Regions from separate parts of the Homo sapiens genome. Here region 2 is linked to region 1. A link is an interaction called in ENCODE POLR2A ChIA-PET data of the cell type or tissue named here. Cell type or tissue: OCI-LY7. All regions are shown on one strand. Each heading gives the region's core, and the rest is flanking DNA. Links, peaks and the distances in the headings are about the cores only.

What was found. Peaks named below come from ENCODE experiments on the same cell type or tissue, not always from the same donor. Only the 100,000 strongest peaks of a DNase experiment are listed, where the experiment ranks them.
Region 2: POLR2A ChIA-PET joins it to region 1 with 9 read pairs; 1 of 35 experiments calls an interaction of 5 or more read pairs at or near these places.

Annotation. Positions count from the first base shown.
Region 1 is chr14:104,651,969-104,661,198 of GRCh38, forward strand. It overlaps LINC02280 (long intergenic non-protein coding RNA 2280), which reads right to left. Exons shown (of 2, transcript NR_135293.1): 2 at 9,152-9,230. Among named protein-coding and RNA genes, the nearest start is that of LINC02280, 9.0 kb to the right of the region's middle. RefSeq lists enhancers at 3,877-4,377, 4,378-4,878, 5,095-5,204, 6,355-6,484, 6,535-6,604 and 3 more. In OCI-LY7, for the core only: no CTCF peak of the experiment used is centred there; DNase peaks (open chromatin) are centred at 5,263, 6,023, 6,623, 8,273 and 2 weaker places; H3K4me3 peaks cover 4,412 bases; H3K27ac peaks cover 4,911 bases.
Region 2 is chr14:104,558,339-104,569,454 of GRCh38, forward strand. No RefSeq gene overlaps it. Among named protein-coding and RNA genes, the nearest start is that of C14orf180, 16 kb to the right of the region's middle. RefSeq lists enhancers at 4,821-5,382, 6,039-6,785, 6,786-7,530. In OCI-LY7, for the core only: CTCF peaks have their summits at 5,893 (motif pointing left) and 6,093; a DNase peak (open chromatin) is centred at 5,853.

The DNA of each region.
Region 1 (9,230 bases), core at 3,385-8,384:
AGGTTCATCTCCCAGTGGCTCCTGCTGTCGAGGGCTGCCCCCCTGCTCCCCTCCTGCAGGGCTTGTTCCCAGCAGGTGCATCCTCTAGCTGGGCCTGGAGACCCGGCGCCACGTGGCACAGCGGTGACTCTACAGCGCCCTCGTGTGCGGCTCTAGGTGCTCCCACCCGCCTCTCTCCCGGCTCAGCCTGGGCACCTTTCTCCTGGTCGCTGTGTCCCAGCACTCTCCCCTTAGGAGGCTTGGGCTGGCGGTTGTGAACGTTTCCGACCGGGCTGTCCTGGCTCCCCACCAAGTGTGTGTCCACCCCTCCCACCATGGCTGCTCCCCACGTTGGCTCAGGGAGCCCCTGAGGAGGTCCATGGCGTCCCAAGCCCACCAATGCCCACCACTGCTTTCAGCTTCCTCGTGCTCGCCAGCCACCAGGTTGGTGGTCTCTTCCTGCCCACTCTTATTTTGTGTTCCAGGGGAACATGCTGCCACCAGGCTTTACTGTGGACAGTGTCCTCTGTGTCTCCGGTTGTGCAATCTCGGTGGCTCATGTTTTACAGGGGGGTTGGGGAGAGCCAAGCCCGTGATCACTTCTCCCGCATCCTTCTCCATATGGAGAGGTTACGATATCTAGCCTCAGAACCACAGTCGTCTCATGCTCAAGGCCTGTGGGCCAGGAATCCCGAGCTGGTGGTATTGAGCCAGGAATCCCGAACTGGTGATATGCACTGTTGCTTTTCCAAACAGAAAAAGAACAAAAACTTGTAGTCCAACCCAGTTGACTCCTTAAACTACCTCTTCGAAACTCACAGAACCTGAGGACAAAGCAGGGCAGTGTGTTTATATGAAGTTGATAAACTTAAAAGACAGCTGTGAAGCCATGAAAATCCATGGAAGAACCCTAAATGCATATTACTGAGTGAAAGAAGCCAGTCTGAAGAGGCCACATACTATATGATTCCAACTCTAGGACATCCCAGAGAAGGGGAAATTACGGAGACAGTAAAAGGACCCGTAGTTGCCAGGGTTAGCGGGGGGGAAGGGATGAATCGCAGAGCATGGAGGGTGTTTACGGTAGAGAGGGCAAACCGGTGCAGCCACTGTGGAGACCAGAATGGCGATATTTCAAACAGTATTTCAAAAACTTATATTAGAATTGCCACATCATCCGGACATTTCACTTCTGGGTATTCGCCCAAGAACTGAGTGCAAGGACTTGAACAGATATCTGCACACCCGTGTCCACAGCAGCATCATTCACCAACACACGAAGGTAGAAGCAGCCCAGGTGCTCACGGATGGATGAACCTGGTGTATCCAGGCCTGGCGCGGCGGCTGGGCGAACCTGGTGTATCCAGGCCTGGCGCGGCGGCTGGGCGAACATGGTGTAACCAGGCCGGGCGAGGCGGCTGGGCGAACCTGGTGTATCCAGGCCTGGCGAGGCGGCTGGGCGAACCTGGTGTATCCAGGCCTGGCGAGGCGGCTGGGCGAACCTGGTGTATCCAGGCCGGGCGAGGCGGCTGGGCGAACCTGGTGTATCCAGGCCGGGCGAGGCGGCTGGGCGAACCTGGTGTATCCAGGCCTGGCGAGGCGGCTGGGCGAACCTGGTGTATCCAGGCCGGGCGAGGCGGCTGGGCGAACCTGGTGTATCCAGGCCTGGCGAGGCGGCTGGGCGAACCTGGTGTATCCAGGCCGGGCGAGGCGGCTGGGCGAACCTGGTGTATCCAGGCCGAGCGAGGTGGCTCACGCCTGTAATCCCATCACATGGAAGGCCAAGACGGGTGGACCGCTTGAACTCAGGAGTGCAAGACCAACCTGGCCAACAGGTGAAAATCCATCAATACAAAAAATACGAAAATTAGCTAAACATGCTGGTGTGCGCCTGTAGTCCCAGCTACTCAGGAGGCTGAAGTGGGAGGATTGCTTGAGCCCAGGGAGGTCGAGGCTGCAGTGAGCCATAATGGCGCCACTGCACTCCATCCTGGGCAACAGAGCGAGACCCTGTCTCAAAAAGAAAAAAGTGGCGTATCCATCAAGGGGAATATTATCCAGCCTCAACAACACCAACAACAACAACAAACACAGGAGGTCCTGACACAGGCTGCCACACAGCTCAGGCTTGAAGACATTATGCTGAGGGAAAGAACCGACACAAAAGGGCAAGTGCTGCCTGACTCCATGTTTGTGAGGCTCCCAGAGCAGTCAAAACCGCAGAGACAGAAAGCAGAATGGAGGGTGCCAGGCTGGGGGAAGGAGGGTGTGGGGAGTTTGTGTTTGCTGTTTCAGAGTTTCCGTTTGGGAAGGTCAAAAAGTTCTGGAGATTGGTTGCACAACAATGCGAATGTACTTACTGCCACTGAACTTGAACTGTACCTGGAAACATGGGAAGACGGTGTGGAAACAAGCCCCCAGTCAGCTGGTCTGGCAGCTGATTTGATGCAGATCAAGAGGGAAGTGAGGAATCGATAGGGAAGACTGTGATCACCCCTAATCGGCACAGACAGATAGGAGGTGTTAAGGGGGTTCAGAAGAGGTTAAGACATAGGAGAGATGGATAAGAAGGTTTTCCGTACTTCCGATCGAAATTCCAGAGGGGCTGGGCACAGTGGCTTATGCCTGTAATCCCAGCACTTTGGGAAGCCACGGCAGGTGGATCACTTGAGGCCAGGAGTTCGAACCCAGCCTGGCCAACATGGTGAAAACATATCTCTACTAAAAATACAAAAATTAGCCAGGCATGATGACGGGTGCCTGTAATCCCAGCTACTCGGGAGGCTGAGGCAGGAGAATCCCGGAGAACCTGGGAGGCAGAGGTTGCAGTGCAGCCAAGATTGCGCCACTTCACTCCAGCCTGGGCAGGAAAGCGAGACTCTGAAGAAAGAAAAGAAAAGAAGCCGGGCGCGGTGGCTCACACCTGTAATCCCAGCACTTTGGGAGGCTGAGGCGGGCGGATCATGAGGTCAGGAGATTGAGACCATCCTGGCTAACATAGTGAAACCCTGTCTTTACTAAAAATACAAAAACTTAGCCAGACGTGGTGGTGGGTGCCTGTAGTCCCAGCTACTCGGGAGGCTGAGGCAGGAGAATGGCGTGAACCCAGGAGGCGGAGCTTGCAGTGAGCAGAGATCATGCCACTGCACTCCAGCCTGGGTGACAGAGCGAGACTTGCCTCAAAAAGAAAAGAGAAGGGAAGGGGAGGGAAGGGGAAGGAAGGGGAGGGAAGAGGGAGGAAAGGAGGGAAGGAGGGAAGGAAGGAAGGGAGGGAGGGAGGAAGGGAGGGAGGGAGGGAAGGGAAGGAAGGATGGAAGGAAGGAAGGAAGGAGGGAAGGAGGGAAGGAGGGAAGGTGGGAAGGCGGGAAGGAAGGAAGGAATTCCAAGAGGTGGAAATAAATAAAACGGGGAGAGCCCACCAGCTCCCTGACAATATGGCTGAGAATTTTCCAGAACTGATAAAATATGGAAACTTCAGCCTCAAGAGTGCAGCACTCTCAAGCAGGAAGAATAAAAGCAGCCCATACCTAGCTGTCCCGTGGTACACTCAGAATGCTGAAGGAGAACTTGCTGGAGGCAGACCCCGCGAACGGCAAGAACAGGAGCAGATGACCGTCTCTGAAGTGCCGAGGCAGAGGCAGCAGCCGGACCCACACGCCCTGCTCCACTCCCACTTACGGGTGTGGGAGAAGCATCAGATCAGCAAAATGACTGCGCCACCACCCAGCTCCTTAGCAGAGCAACCTCCACAGAATACAGCTCAGAAAGAGGGGACGCCTGGGCTGCCAGAAAGAGTGGGGTGCAAACATGTGCAAACCTCAACGAGTGCTGGCTGTGTGCAACAAAGCCCTGTGGAAAGTGGAGGGTGATAAAGGCAAGGCAGACCTGAGTATTGGGCAGTCGTAATGATCTGTGAGCCAGGAGGGGCGTGATCAGGAGGAGGATGGAAACACTGGCTATCTTTGAATTCTAAATATACTTGTTAAAATTCTAAGAGTGACTATTTTAAAATAGAAATAGAGCATATAACTTCCACTTAACTCTCCAAGGAAAAAATAGAATGTCAGACTGAGCCAGAGCCATGGAAGAGTGCTCAGGCAGCGGGAGCTACACGTGCAAAGGCCCTGGGGAAGGAGGGAAGAGGCGCATGCCTGGCACTGATGTCAGTGCGGCTGGAGGCAGACGGGCGCAGAAAGGGGTCTGAGACGTGGCTGAAGGCAGCAGGACCAGACAGGATGGGGCCTCAGGGCCGTGGTTCTGAGCTTCATTCCAACAGCAGGAAAAGGGAGGCATGTTTGTAACCTGCAGGGAGGCGGGAGCCATGGACAGGATTGCATCTGTGACTTGCCAGCATCCCGCCGGCTCCCATGGGAGCAGACTGCCCTCAGGCCCCAGCGGAGGGAGGGAGAACAGACAGAACAATTTTGGCCCCTGGACATGGTGGCGGCAGGGGAGGTGGTGAGCAATGCAGGAAGGGAGACTTAGGAAGCAGTGCCTAGCTCCTCGGTGTGGAGGCAGTGAGGGGAGGGAAGAACACGGAGAGAGGCTGGCTCGGGGCTTGACAAAGTGGTGGGGTGTCCCACGGGAGGCAAAAGCAGATGGTGGGGGCGGGCGAGAGAGTCACGGTTCTTTCAGCCTCATCAAGTGTGTGTTTCTGAGGACGTGGAGGGCGGTGGGAGGCTGACGGTGCACAGACAGCGCGGGAGCGGGGGCGGGGGGCAGTCTTCATAGATGAGATGGGGCACGGCCCCTCCGGAGAGGAGGCCTCTCCTCGGGGAGAGGAGGGGATGACAGAGGCAGAGGTGGGGCAGCCAGGGAGGTAGGAGGGTGCTATGGACTGAAGTGTGGCCCCCCCAAATCCTTATGTCAAGCCGCAACCCCCAATGTGACTGATTTGGAAATAGGGTCTTTAGAAGGTAACTACGACCTTTACGAAGTCATAAGGGTGGGCCCTAATCCAACAGGGCTGTGGCCTTCCAAGAAGAGGAGGAGACACCAGAGGTGGGCGCAGCAAGGCCGGGAGAAGGTTTCATGAGAAACCAGCTCTGACACTGGTGGCACCTTGATCTTGGACTTCCAGGCTCCAGAGCTGTGAGAAAATAAAGGTCTATCGTCTAAGCTGCCCAGGCTGAGGTCTTCTGTTACGGTAACTTGGGCTCACTCATCCAGAGGGGAACCAAAAGCATGTGGGGTCCTGGCACCCACAGGCAAGCGCTGTCAAGAAAGAGGAAGCAGAAAGCATGTGCATGGCTGCTCCTTCAGAGCCTGCAGAAAACTGTGCAGACAGGGCACGGGCACAAACCCATGTGAGCAGAGAAGCATCTCTCCGGGTGCACACCCGCACTGCTGAGATGCACCTGCCCCCGCAGGGCTCAGATGTTCCCTGTGAGAGCAGTGCCATCCCCCACGCCTCCTGAGGCTGCCTGGGTCCCATAATGGCCACCGTGCCATCTCCTATCCCACAAGCCCTCCTAACCCTGCCTCTCCCTCGTCAAGAGGCAGGGGCTGTGTCCCCTCCCCTTGAGCCTGGCCAGGCCTTTGGGTCTCTGCTGACAGAGGATAGCAGAAGTGAGCTGGGTTAGCTTGGTGCATTACAGTTGCTCACGCCTGTAATCCCAGCACTTTGGGAGGCCGAGGCAAGACGGTCACTTGAGCGGAGGAGTTCAAGACCAGCCTGGGCAACATAGTGAGACCCCCCTCTCTACAAAAAAAAAAAAAATTGTTTTAATTAGCCAGGCATGGTGACACACATCTGTAGTCCCAGCTACTCACAAGGCTGAAGCAGGAGGATCGCTTGAGCCTAGGAGGTCAAGGCTGTAGTGAGCCATGATTGCACCACTGCACTCCAACCTGGGCAACAGAGCAAGACCCTCTCTCAAAAAAAAAAAAGGGACTGGGTGACTTGCAAGGCTATGTTCTGTCAACTGACAAAAAATAGACCAACACTGTAGATCAGGAAACAAAAGAGAAGGAGGGCCTCAGGAACTGCGGTTCAGGAGACACAGATCTAGCAAGGAGCTCAAACGTGTCTGTGCGGGGGAGGCCGGGCAGGGGCTTACAAAGGTTTGCTGTGAGTCTACACATCCGGAAGCTGTTGGCATGGTCCATGACCGACGGTGGGGGCTTAACAGCTTAGGACAGCTCTGGCTGATGATCAATCTAGTCAGGTGTGCCTGTCTCCAGGAGACCAGTGATCAGGCCCGGTGTGAATGGTTCAAATCAAATGCAGCTGGTTCACGATCCGGCCCAGGTCAACAGATCAATTCTATCTGGCGAGTTGGACGGGGTCCAGCTCCTCTTGCCCTCCCAGTTCCTTTTTAGATAGCCCTGACATAACCATCTCCATTACGGATTTTCTTTTCACAGCTCTGGAGTCCACGCACCTCCATCTTGTTCTCCTGGGAGGCTGACTTGGGCTCCAGCCACCATGCCGAGTGAACCATGACAGAGGTGGCCCTCCAGCCCCCACTCGGGCACCCCGGCTGATGCCACGTGGACAGAGATGAGACAGTCCTGCTGAGCCCTGCCCAAATTGCAGATTTGGGAGCAAAATGCATGGTCTCTGGGATTTACGTCTGAGGGTCATTTGTGACGCAGCAACAAACAGATGCATTTTGCCGGTGGCGCATCCGCCCACGACGGAGCCTGGCTCAGCTCTGCAGGTGCGCTGCACCACCCCTGGTGTCCTGGCGTCACTGGTACCTGTTTCTCTCTCAAAGCTGTCCTGGTTTGGAAGATGAGTGGTACAGCCATCCCATCAATGCGAAACCAAAGGCCCCCTGAGGCAGCCCCCACAATTGAAGAGCAGGCTGCCCTCAGAAGGGGCCCAAACCCCTGCCATTGGACCAAACTGGCTGATTTAGTTTCCTGCCCTCTAAAGTGGAAATTAAGAAACTGACAATGAAAATGTCCCCTTTAGGCTGGGAGCGGTGGCTCATGCAGATAATCCCAGCACTTTGGGAGGCTGAGGCAGGAGAATCACTTGAGCCCAGGAGATGGAGGTTGCAGTGAGCTGAGATCGCACCACCGCACTCCAGCCTGGGTGGCAAAGCGAGACCCTGTCTCAAAAAAAGTCATAGCTTGACTTCCAGAGTCTTCCTGTCTGCCCGGTGCTGGTCGGTGGTCTCTGGAAGCCCTCCAGCTGCCACCTTCCTTTCTGTCCCTCCCCGGGAGGGATATGCAGGCCCAGAGGAGGTGACTCCAGGCGGGTGGTCCCAGAGGAAGGGGGCTCCACCCTTCCCCTGAGTAGTGGGGAATGTGGCTTCACCCTTCCCCTGCATAGTGGGGAATGTTTGGGATCTGCTGGGAGGGGTCTGCCATGGGGGCAGTGTGGGAAGGTACTCAGAAACCACCAGCACCCCCCACCCTGGTGGCCCTGGATTCTGGTGGGGCCACTGGAAGCCCGGACCCATGCAGGTCTCAGCAACATCACCCCCTCCACAGTGAGATCCGTGTCAGAGTGACCCGCCCCAACCAGTCCCAGGGCTCCCTGCTTCTCAGACCCTCCCTCCTTCCCAGCCCAGAGCCCCTCCCTCCGAAGCTTCCCTTCTCCTACTCCACCCCTGCTGTGGGGAGAAAAGACCTGCAGAGTACCCCAACAAGCCCTCTGCACTGGGGGAGGGGTGCACGTCCACTCACCCAGAAGGGGATTGGGAACCAGAAGCCAGGTGAGCCTCCCTGAGATCACAGGGCCTGATTCCGGGACCCCAGTGTCCAACACCTGCCCCCCCAGGGTGCTCCACAGCCCCTGCCTACACCTCAACCCCCCTCCACCTCCACATCTGTTCAGGTGATGTCCAACACCACCCGAATCTTACTGACCACTGGTGAGAAAGGGAGGGGCGAGGTTGGCCTCTGCATGGTAAAGCTGGGTAAACTGAGGCAGCACGTTCTGGGCAGCCCAGGACGCCCAGGTTCCCGCCAGCCCACGGCCTCTCCCGCCTTGCACGGGCTTCACAGTTTGCCAGCGAGGGCACAAACGGGGGCTCCGCGGGCCGGCGACTCACCGCGCCTTCCCTACCCCGCCCCAGTTTCTCCCATGGAGCTGGTCTGCAGGCCCGGCATCCACAAGCCCCACCGCACTGCACCGCTCTGCAGGTCGCTGGCGCCTGTTCTGGCCTCGCTGGGACCCCCACCCAGACGCACCCCACAGCCAACTCCACCGGACCCACGCTGCCCGAGTATTTTTAGCAGAGGGTCAGATGCCTCTTAAACCTCAGCTGAGACGTGAATTTCCTCCCTGACAGCTGCGGCCAGGAGCCGCACGTCCTGCCTGGCGGGCGTGGGCGGTTCTGACCTCGGAGGCACAGCTGCAGGGTCTGCAGTCCTCTGGGAACTTCCTCCTCCCAGGTGCCCCGATTTGGGCTCCCTGGGTGCCTCCGCCCCAGGCCGCCCACCAGGCGCTCACTTGCCCGGTCCTCCGTCTGGAGCCCCTCCCGATGGCCGTCGCCACCCACTCTCCTTCTCTGTCTGGAAGCTTGGAGAGCAAGAGCAGAGGCCTGGGTTCAGATTCTCAGGGATCTGGGTTCAAGTCCTGCCCCCACCCCCCTGCACTTGGGAAAGCTGCTACCTCTCAGAACCCGTTTCCTCCACTGTGAAGTGGAAGGAAAATTGCCCACCTGGGGGCTGTTGCGACTATAACCAGCCAGCGGTGCCTGCAGCACCCACAGACCCCCAGGCGTCTTCAGGGCTCCCTGTGCCCCAGCCAGCGCCAGGAGCCTGCAGGACCGAGAGGGGCCCTGGCAGGGCTGCACAGATATTCAGATGTTCAGACCTGAGGCCCAAGACCTGCCTGCCAGGACAGGGACGCTCCTGCCTGGGGATGCTGGGGTCCCAGAAAGTGAGAAGCAGTGGCCCAGCGCCCTCTGCTCTCACTTCCTCCCCACCAAGCACAAGTACTAATTACGCACACCTCAGCTCCCCGGGGGGGCCAGGAGGAAATGCCCGGCAGAGCCCTCCGTCCTACCCCGTGCAGCCTGGGTCTCCCTCCACGGGCCCAGCCTCTTCCACTGCTGCTTTCAGTTACCCGGCTTTGTAGGCGCAAACACCCTGTCTGTTTTCTTCTTTCTCAAGCCATCTTAGCTGCTTTTGATCTGTATTCTTCCATGTAAAATGTAGACTACATTTATTTATTTCTTTAAAAAAAAATTGAAGCCCAAATGAGACTCCAATTAGAATTGCATTGAATTTATTATGTCCCCATAATTCTCTGGGGAGAATTATGTGTTTATAACATTACGTTTTCCTGTCCG
Region 2 (11,116 bases), core at 3,442-8,441, 94 kb before region 1:
CTCCCTTCGAGCTGCAATGGACTCAACCTCACAGAATCCACTGGTCTGACGTCCCCACTGTCTGGCAGCTGCCAGCCTGAGAGGCTGGCAGACTGGCCTTCGGAGACTCAGGGATGGCGCCAGCTGGGTGGCGATGCCCTGTGGGGCCTGCCAGGGCCCTGAAGGATACAGTGCAGGCTCCCAGTCAGTGACCCACAGCTGGGATTCACGGTCTGGGGATCTGGGGCTGGAAATTGGGGCTTTTCATGTGGTCACCTCTGTGATAGTTACAACTCACCCTTTGACTCTCACAGCCTGGTCCTTGAACTGCAGATGTGTCAGCCAATCTCAGAGCCAAGCCCAGCAGCTCCAGGCCAGATGGCCTCACCCACCTCCAGCCCAAGAGCATCCTCTTAGGAGGGGGGTTAAACTGAGCCTCCAGAGACCACCTTCCCGTGGCACCTGCTCGTAAACTAACTCATCCGGGAGGTGGGGGACCACTGGGTTCCACATATGGAAACAAGGGTGGTGGGAGAGGCGGGGTGCACAGGGCCGAGCTCCTCAGCAGGGTCCCCATGGATGGGACAATCAACAAATGCAGAGCACACCTAGGAGCCTGCAAGGCCGCCCTGCTGCCCGCGGCCCCTGCAGAACCAAGAGGCTTCCACTTTCTAAATCACACAAATTAATTTAGAAATCAGAGCGGCTCCCACAGCTAGACTGCAGGTTTCAAAATAGCTTAACAAATTACCAAATCCCCTTTAAGAAGACAAATTATTCCAGCTCCTCCACCAGCACCTGGTTAATGATGCATGCACTTTTGTTAGGCGTTAAATATTCACTAGCTGTGGGTTTGCACTTGTGACCCGTTGCCTCATTTCTATGTGGGCTGGCTGTTGTGCCCCATGCTGTCCCAGCACCCGGGGATGCTGGCCTTGGGACCACCGTGCAAGGTGACGGCCCAGCGGTTCCACCTTCCCTGACCATGGCCATGGCTCACCTCTGCCTGCCCAGGGCTGCCCTTGGTGCAGGCAGAGCCCACATCCCCTCACCAGCCTTCCAGGCCGTGCCATAGCCTTGGCATGTGAGGCCTCCTTGCCACCCGGCCTCCCTCCATCCCCATCTCCAGGCACACTCACCCACTGGCATCTCCCCGGGGCTGCTGTGGCCTTTGTCCCTCTTCCTGGTCTGATGCACACCCAGGGACAGACATGGGGTTTTCCTGACCCGAGTTTCAGGCCTCCAGTTCCTGACCAGCTTCTCCACACTGGCCCCACAGGCAGAGTGTGCCTCGCCCGCAGAGACGAGGTTATGTTCCCCGACCATGGGCGTTCAGGGGGTGGGAGACCAGGAGGGCACTCAGGCATCCAGCACTGCCATCCTTCTTGAGGCAGGTCCCCAGGCTGCCAGAGTTGTGGCCCAGACTCCCTGGACAGCAGAGACACCTGGTCAGGACTCAACCCCAGGGCCAACTAGAGGGAGCTGAGCCCTGGGAGGACCTGCAACCCTAGTGGGGCCACCAGAGAAGTCCCTCCCTCCTCTTCCCCAAGACTTGACAGCCGGGCTGTGCCCTGAACCCGCCCCTACTCCCCCTAGGCTGCCTGGGCGCCCCGCATTCACTGTTTCCACTCTTGACAGATGGGGAAGGGGGAGCCAGGCAGGAAGGAATGCCCCACCCAGGGGCCCCCCAGCAACAGTGCCACCCAGCCCAGGACCCCGGCTTCACACAGACAGGCTCCCCAGCTGCAGGGGCTTTCCTCGCCCTCCCTCTCCTCACACTGGGGCTCTTCTGATTTGAGATCAACTTCCAAATGTCTTTCTTGAATGTTCTGCCTAATTAACTTCACATTAAGAGGACTGAAAAGGACATGGCAGCCGTGCCAATCCACAGCCTGCCCCACCGCGACGGGGAGAAGCACATCTCACTCAGCCTCCGACGCCTGCCACTTCATGCGTGCAGGCCTGGCTCCTCCTCGTCCAGGACAGTCAGCCCTGCTCCCCGGTGCACACACACACGCACACACACACTCACACAAATGCACGCACATCCATGCATGCATACATGTATGCGTATGTCCACACCCACATACATGGACACAGATATATACATGCCACACACGCACACACCCATATACACGCACATGCGTGCATTGCACACAGGCACAAGCTTGCATGCTCACACATGCACACAGCCAGGAGCAAGCTCCTGAAGCCACTGAGTGGTGCCACCTTGTGCTTTGTCCTTGGGGACCAGCTGAGGAGCCACTGGCCAACAGGGACCACTCTTAGTGCCCCTTTTTCAGGCACAGAGGAGCTGAGGCCAAGAAAGGGAAGGGGCCTGGTTCAGAGTCCCCCAGTGGCCACTGGCTGGGAAGCTCTGCAAGCTTGGGTGCCTGGCAGTGCCTTCCCCAGCCGCCCTCACCCCCCTGCCCCAGCCTTGTGACTCCCCTTGGCCCCACCAGTGACTGTGTCCACTTCCTCCTGAGCCCACAGCCCTTGACACCTGTCCTTGCCATAGCTGGGCCCAGCCACGCTCTTCAGCAGGCAATGTGGCCCCCTCCACAGGGTCTGAGCTGGGCACCAGCGTTCAGTAGTTAGGAGGTTCCATATCTGTGTCCCCTGTCCAGCCTGGCTGGCAAAGTGGGGACTCAGCCTCTCTGTAGTCTCCACCTGCTTCCCTCCACCAGGCAGGTCTCCCCCTCACCTCCCACCCTCCTCCATCATCAGCTTCCCATCCCAGCCCCCAGAGGCCAGCAGGCTGGGGTGCCCTCCCCAGCCAGGTGGGGATGGGTGAGGGCTGGACTCCTTCCTCCCTGCCCCAGCTGCCTGCCCCACCATGTCTGGCCAGCATCCGCTTACAGAGCAAGAGATGTTCAGCTCAGCTTCCTGGGCCACCCAGCCTGCTGTCACCCTCCTCATCCCAGGAGAAATGGGACCCCGTTCCCTGCCTCGGGCCCCACCAGACACCTGGACTCCAGCGCACCCACCGGGACCCGCCCCTCAGCTCTTGTGAGCCTCACATGCCCAGGCCGAGCCACCGCCCTTCCCCTCGACAGCCCACAGGGCCCGAGGCTCCACAGAACCCCCCCAGCGTCCTCTGTAAGGATCCAGCAGAGACACAGGCAGCTGCCCTGAGCAGCACGGAGGCTGGGGCAGGCGCCAGGTTCATGCTTTCACGCTCACTTTGGAAACTGTTGGTTCAGCAGTCTGGCCGACTACCTGCTCTGCGCACCGGTGACCTTAAAACCGTCCATGCTTATAAATCACCTGGGATTTACATACGGACTGGTGGCAGGTAATCTTTCAGAACTCCCCCCCACTCACACGCAGTCAGTGTGGTTACGCAGGATCAGGATCCTGGGTGGAGTGGAAGAGAGAATGAACTGACACGGGGCTGGGAGCCTGACAGGCAGCATCATCAGGGAAGTTTACGGAGTGGGAGGCAGGGCTGCCTGTGCGTCCAGCTCCAGCTCAGCTCCAGCTCAGCTCCAGCTCAGCCAGGCACCCAGGCTCAGGTTGGAGGGGCCGCAGAGGCTGCTCCTCCTGCCCCGCTGATGTCCTCACCTCTGCTCAGCCCCTGCGTTGATGACCACCCCGTGGCTGGGACCCCACCCAGCCTGCAGCCCTCCAACAAAGAGCCTCCAGGGCCTGCCCAGCGATGGGGAGTTCCTCCCTCTGGGGTTTGCTGGTTAAGAGCAAGTCTTGCTCCATGGAAAAGAAGTTCTAACGGCGGAATCCACACCAAGAGAAACGGCCACGAACAGCCTCTGCCCCACACGTCGCGTGGGCCCCAGAACCACAACGAGGAGGATCAAAAAAAGGAGTCAAATACTTCCTGGAGACATTTTCCAAGACCACTCCCACCCCATAGCAGAAGGAGGTATGCCAGCCCGCCATGTGTCCCCTCCACTTTGATGCTCCTTCAGCCATCACGGACTCTCAGAGCCCTGCCTGGGTCAGACTGTGCGGGCGGCAGTCAGGACTCTGTGTGAGCAGGAATCAAGGCCCAGGGTGGGCCAGGATCAGAGCTGAGTGAGCTAGAATCCGGGTCCAGGGTGGGCTGGGATCAGAGCTCAGAGTGAGCTAGAATCCAGGTCCAGGGTGGGCTGGGATCAGAGCTCAGGATGGGCTAGAATCAGGGTCCAGGGTGGACTGGGATCAGAGCTCAGAGTGGGCTAGAATCCGGGTCCAGGGTGGGCTGAGATCAAGACTCAGGGTGGGCTGGAATCAGGGCTCCATGTGTCTGGAATCAGGACTCAGTGTGAGCTAATGTTAGGCCTCTGTGTGAGGTGGATCAGGGCTCCATGTGGGCTAGGATCCGGGCTCAGTTTGGGGCTGAGTCAAAATGCTCTGGCATGGCCTCACAGAGGTGGCTGGACTTGCTCATGGTCACACAGCAGGCGACAGGTGCTGGTGGAGCTCCTGGGTCCATGCGGCTCAGGCCCCATTGCTCTTCCCCACCTGCAGAAGAAGCCACCCACCCCCCTTGCAGCCCATGTCTGGGCTCTGAGTCCCTCAGAGCTCTACGGACACAGCTGTCTGGCCAATGAAAGGGGTGGCCAGGGTCCCCTGGGATCTGCACAGCACATGGGGTCCAAGCACATGGAAGGATGCTGGGCAGACACCCTGAGGCTCAGACCCACATGCCCCAGCAAGGACGGCTTGGAAACTACCTCACCACTCCCTGGCAGCCAGAGGGAGAGGGTCTCCCTGATGAGCCCAGGCTGCTCCCTGAGGGAGGGAGGGAGGGAGGGAGGGAGGGAGGGAGGGAAGGAGGAAGGGAGGGAGGGAGAGCAAAGGCCGCCTCTGGGCATGTTGTCCCAGCCAGGAGCAGGTGGCTGCACAGAGCAAGGGCCTGTAGGGTGAGCCTTGGGGCTGCCTTCCAAGGAAAGAGTCATCACAGACCCCTCCTCCTGTGCTGCGGGGGAACTGAGGCCCCTGGTCCCTCAGCCCAGCGCAGGCTGCCATCACTATCCCCGAACTCGAGAGCAGGGGCAGAGGACCCTCAGCCATCTTCCTGTCCCATAGAAGAACTCCCAGTGGGAAACCCCACCCCCAGCAGAGGAAACAGCCCTCAGGACACCAACACCCCCACGGCTGCCAGATGCTCTGGGGAGGCCGCACCAACTCACACGGCCTAACAGCCCTGCCGAGGGATCCCAGGTGTTTGGGGACGGACTGCACACCCACCCTGATCCAGGGCTGTGACTGTGAAGAGGAGCTCCGGCCCTTCCCCAGAACACAGCCTGCCTCCTGGCACAACAAAGAAAGCCGGGTGTGGGCATGGCCCACTGCACAACCCCACCCCCAAAGCCAGGGCTGAGCCGGCCAGCCCACAAGCCCTCAAGGGGCACAGGCGTGTGCTGCCTCCCTGAGCACCGAGCACCAGGGCCAATGGCCAGGCCCCCGAGGCTAGGAGCCCCTCCCCAGAACTGTCTGCAGCCCTCTTGCCTGTGGGGACCCCTGACCCATGTGAGGCTGTGTGTGGGGGAGGAGGGGGCCCTGGTGCCCCCAGAGTGGAGTCAGCCCATGCATGAGGATGCCACTGGGGAGCCACGTGGCCCCACTGGGCTGGGATTCCCCCGGGTGTCCCGAGGCCACCGCACACTGCAGGGCCCATGAGTTTGCAGTTTGTCCCAGTAAAAAAGCTGCCCTGAGCCCAGACACCCACGTGGGTCCTTCCTGCCCGAGATTCCGGCCTTGTTGCTCCTGCCCTTAGGAAATGCGTTGCTGTCTCTGGGTTCCTCTGGGTAGCGAGGCTTCTGGGCCTGAGGGAAGTGTGGGACAGCCCTACAGCACAGGCCCCCAGTCCCGCCAATCCCCACCCCCGGGGTCAGGCCCTGCCTCCTGCATCCCTCTTCACTGGCCAGTCCTCCATTGCCACCTGGTGGCCATTGCCCCACGACAGCCGGGACCGCCAACCTGCCCGACCCGAGCTCCTCCAGGCACCGGTGCCTCCTGGGTGGACACTGGGCAGCTGTCCTGGGCCTGAACTCGCCAGACTTTGGCAGAAGGCAGGGTTCAGGGGTCCCCAGCCCCCATCCTAGATGGGGAGGCGCCCCGGTCCGGGCATTGCTGGAACAGCGCCCTTGATCTTGAAAAGGAGCTTCAGTCATCAAAGGGGCTCCATCCCTGGAGGGCAAATGGCAATAAAAAGACACAAACAGGCGGCGTTAGAGTGGCCCGGGGGAGGCGCTTCCTGATTGCGAATCCAATTCTCATTCCTGAAGGTCTTTAAAACCCTTCCTGAGCCATGTGATTGTCTCAAAAGAGCTGTTATTACTCTTATAAAAAAAAACTTATAAAAAAATTCTAATCAACATTGGTCTTAAACCGCAACGTCTCAGCACCCAGCACTGCCTCCGCAGCTTCGTGGGGCTGGCGGGAGGGACATTTACGAGCCATTTCACGCCCCGCGGCTGCCCATCAACCATGGGGCTTTTGTCACCCACCATAGCGATAGCAATGGTTTTGTAACTCAAAAGTTATTTATTAATATCGGTATCTTCCACGTGAGTGTCTCTGGCAGCCAGGGTGGCGCTGAAAGGTTGGGGGTCCTGTCGTGGGCATACATGGTGGTCCCCAGCCCGCCAGACCCGAGAAGCCTCCAAGACGTCACTGCTTTCCGCTGTCTCAACAATGCATGGCGCCTGTCTCACCAGCACCGTGGGAAGCCAGGCTGACCTGCCGGCAGGATGGGGCATCTGAGGTCCCAGGCAGCTGCTTTCAAGGCCACCATCCAGCCCTGCACAGGGCAGCAATGCCTTTGGCCAGGGCCACATCCAGGCATGCACAGAGCTGGAGCACACCGGCCCCGGGCCCGCAGCACCACCACCCTGTGGACCTTATCAGGTCAGCCTCTCAGGGGCGAGTCTCCCCACCTGGTGCTCCAGGATTAGCACCGTCTCAAAGTCAGGTTGGAGTCACTCTCGGCCACGCACCATGAGTGACCCGAGCACCCCTCATCTTCAGAGCCCAGAGGGAGCAGTCCACGGGCTCGGGGAGAGCCTTTGCGGACAGAGCACCCAGTGCCCCACAGCTCCTTAGTCATCATCTGGGGGAGTCAACTCCTCACGAGCTGGGGGCCTCCAGCGGGAGGCTGCCGAGCCAGCTCTGGGCCCCAGGGCTTCCAAGGAGCCTGTCCCCAGGAGGAGCGTGTGAGCTGCGGGAAGCAGGCAGTTTTGTCACCATGAGTGTGCAAGCTGTGGGGGGCCTGGCCCCTCCGTGCTCCTCCCCGGACCCATCTCCAAGGCAGCTTGCCTTTCCCCATTCCCTCCAGTTGCAGGTTCTGGCCAGTGTCCCCATGGAGGTCACACTGGCTGTTGGCTCCTGAACCACCTCCAGCTTTGGCCTAAGGGCAAGAGCCCAGCCCCGAGGACAAGGACAAGCGCCAGGGCCCTGGAGACAGAACCAGCAGGGCAGTCAGTGCTCAGCCCCTCGGGGCCCTCAGGCCTCCACTGCAGCAGCGGCTGCACCCTCTCCTTCCCCAGAGAGGGGCCAAGATGCGATTTGCTGTCCCCCCCACCGCACTGAGAAAGGGGGGGCCCAGGCAGGCACCCCCACCCCACCCAGACACATGTCCCAGCCCACGTGGGTTCCCTGGCTGGCTGGCTCACAACTTCAGAGCACCCCCACCCTCTGCTCTAGGCACCTCCGACCACCCACAGGGGTCTGTGCGAAAGTAACGGTGGGGCTCCAGCCAGCTCCTGCCCAGGGTCCTGTCCCTGCCACCGCCTGACCTTTCTGTTCAGCCTCCACCCGGCCCACCCTCAGGCTGGAGGGCACCATGAAGGGGAAGACAGATGGCAGATGCTCACCCCATGGGCAGAGCCATCTCAGCCTGAGGGCAGCATCCTTGCTGGGCAGAGCTCCCTCTCACAGCCACCCCAGCCTCCTGTCCTCCGCACACATTTGACTCCCTGATGGGGCTCTGCCCTGGCACACTCAGGCTCCCAGGCAGCAGAGCTGGGCAGGATGGATGAGACCAGAAGACAATGTGAAGTCCCTGCTCAACCCGGGGCTGCCGGGGACCGCAGGGTTAGTGCATACTCAATGGAGGCAAGCCTGAGGCTCTCTGGGAAGGAGAGAAGGGGATGCACTTAACACAGGCTCTTTCTAGGGGTGATTCCCGAGCTTCCCAGAGTGCCCCCTGGATGTCAGTTACACGCCCGAGTGGGCTGGAAGGACGGCCTTGCCGGGGTCCAGGGCTCCTGGCCACGCGGCCTTTTCAGTTTGCTGTCTCGGCTCTGCAGAGGCCACAGCTTATCTGTGACAGACAGACCCACCTCCCTGCCTTGGAGACTGCTCCCCAGGGCTTTCTTGCACCCCCATGCCATTTGACTGACCCTGTCAGGAGGGTCTCTGACTCACCACCGGTGTACAAGGTGTGAGCGAGCAGGTGCTCAGACAGTCACAGGTACGGGCTCTGCAGGTGAGCACTGACCAGGTGGCTCGGGGCTCTGGAGACTCTGAATGGAGAGAACCCCAACTTCTCTCCCTTTGAATTGTGTGAACGTGAGCTGAACTCGCTGACCACAGCAGAGAGAAAATTTGTCAAAAATGCCCACCTGTGAGACCCAGGTCTTGCCTCGGGCTTTGGAGAGGCCGGTTTGTGGTTTAAGGACAAGCCGGGGGCAGGGTTCCCCAGGAGTGACCAGTCACTGGAGGCTCGGGCGGCGCAAAAGTCAGAAAGGGCAGAGGACAATCTGGGGGTGACTCCTGGCCCGCCTGACTCGTGAGGGCCTTGGTTTCTCCTGTGCTTGTTGAGGTCTGTGTGGGGGATGGTAGGGAAGCCCCTCGGAAGCGGAGGACCCGGGGCTGGCAGAAGTAATGACAGAGGGAATAGATTGCACCTCACCAGCCTGCCCGCACCCGGCTTCCTTGCCTCCACCCACACTGCAAGATGGGGCCCACGGGAAGGCATTTGCGCATACAACCCCTCAGCACCGCAAACACTGCCACCCCGGTCCTGGGAGCCAGGGCTGCCCTGGCCTGGGGGTACAGATGGGCAGGGGCACACCTGAGACCCATCAAGCAAGACTTGCCAAAGAAGGAGGCTCAGGAGCGAGGTGGGGCAAAAGCTGGCACAGGAGGCCCAGGCCCGCAAGCACCTAAGGAGGCCCCTGGGGTAGGAAGGGCCGGAGGTGGGAGTGCGTATGGCACCCAGCCTAGGACGGGAGGAGCCACAGCCGGCTGTGCAGCAGGGAGGGGCCCTCCGGGGCCTGAGGTGGGAACCAGGAGAGGCCAGCACTTCTAGACAGCAGCTCAGTCGCTCGCTCCACCTCTCAGAGTTCCGTTTCCAATATTCTCCCCCCATTGTCTGGAATCCAAATATTCCCACTTTTAAAAGCAGCTTCCAGATAGTGGTGTGCAGGAGGCCGAGCAACACCGTCTTTGAGGAGGCAGCCGAGATGAAGATAAGACCAGAGAAATCCATCACGCCGGCTTTTAGAGCCACGCACCCTCTCTGGACCCTGCCGGGATTAAAATGCACAGTCCTCTGTTGTGGGGGCCCATGAGGCCGGCGCTCCTCAGCCACAGAAATGGAACTGTAACTCAGCCCAGAAGCAGGGAGATCGCCTCCCAGATAAACACCCAGCAGCTCTAGAGTGCTGGCGGCCCTGGGCATCCTCCCCACTCCCAGCCCCAGGGCAGCCTGGGGAGCAGGGGTTCTGGAGGACCCCGGCCCCCTACACGGGCCCCCCACTCCCTAACGCTTGCTTGGGTCCAGTGGGGGCGGGAGGCTAGACAATGAACTGAGGTGCCCCCTGAGGGGCACCTGCTGCAGCTCGGGGACCCCAGGGACAGGGCCAAATGGCCATGACATGTCTCAAAGGCCTTTGCCAAGCCTGGCATCCTCGTCCATAAAAGGACAGGGCACGCAGCCGGGCACGGTGGCTCACAGCTGTAATCCCAGCACTTTAGGAGGTCAAGACGGGCGGATCACCTGAGGTTGGGAGTTCAAGACCAGCCTGGCCAACATGGAGAAACCCCATCTCTACTAAAAAATACAAAATTAGCCGGGCGTGGTGGCGCATGCCTGTAATCCCAGCTACTCGGGAGGCTGAGGCAGGAGAATTGCTTGAACCCGGGAGGCGGAGGTTGCACTGAGCCGAGATCGTGCCATTGCACTCCAGCCTGGGCAACAAGAGCAAAACTCCGTCTCAAAAAAAAAAAAAAAAAAAAAAAGATGGAGTTTGCCAGGGGCAGGGCTGTTCCACCTTCACCACACCAAGGTGAGGACAGAACCCAGGCTGCGGCCAGGGCAGGAAGAACTGAGGTCGTTTGGGCCTTGTCTGGCCACCCTAAGGAGTCAGCCCCTCTGCCCAGGAGCTCAGCGATGCTGCCTGTGGCCACAGGGTCGCCTGCTCTACCTTCAGCCTCAGTTTCTCCCTTGTAAAGGGGACATACAGCTCCTTGGGAGCCATGAGCTTGGGCCACTACTTGTGAAGCGCAGAGGGAGCTGGAGCACAGAGGCCTCAGTCAGGCACGTGCTGCTGCCGTGGTCCACGTGGGAGGTCACGTGCATCCCCGCAGTGGTGCTGGGTGGGCCCTGCACCTTCAGGGCCTCCCTGGTGCACCCCGGGGTCTGTGAGGCCAGCTCGCTGCCTTTCCAGCTCATCCACCCCATTTCTCTGCTCCAGCCCTTCCCCAGGGCTCCTGCACTCAGCCCCTCCAACCCCAGCTTGGCGAGCTGCCCCTTCTGTCCTGCTCCCACTGCCACCCCCAGCACCAGCCCCTCCCAGCGCCCCTGAGCCCTATGGGACTCCTGCCCTGCCCCTAGCCACACCTCAGCCGCAGGCCCTGCCTGGACATCACTCACGGTTGGTTCTGGGGCCACGGCGCACTGGACACAGGGTTCAAGTGTGCTACATGAATAGTGACAGGATCTGTGCAGCAAAGGGGGGTCCCTGCGTCCCCAGAAAGCCCCTCCTGCCCTCAGCCTCCCCAATACCTTCAGCAGGAAGGTGTGTGCAGGGTCTCTGGAGGCTGCCACCCTCCCATCCACAGCAGCGGTCCTGCCTCGGGGCGGCCAGAGCCAGCACGGGGAAGCTGACGCGTCACAGGGCGGCTTCCAAACAGGATCATAGCGAGAACGCCGCATAAAAGCTCTAAATAAACCCCAAAAAGGAAAATG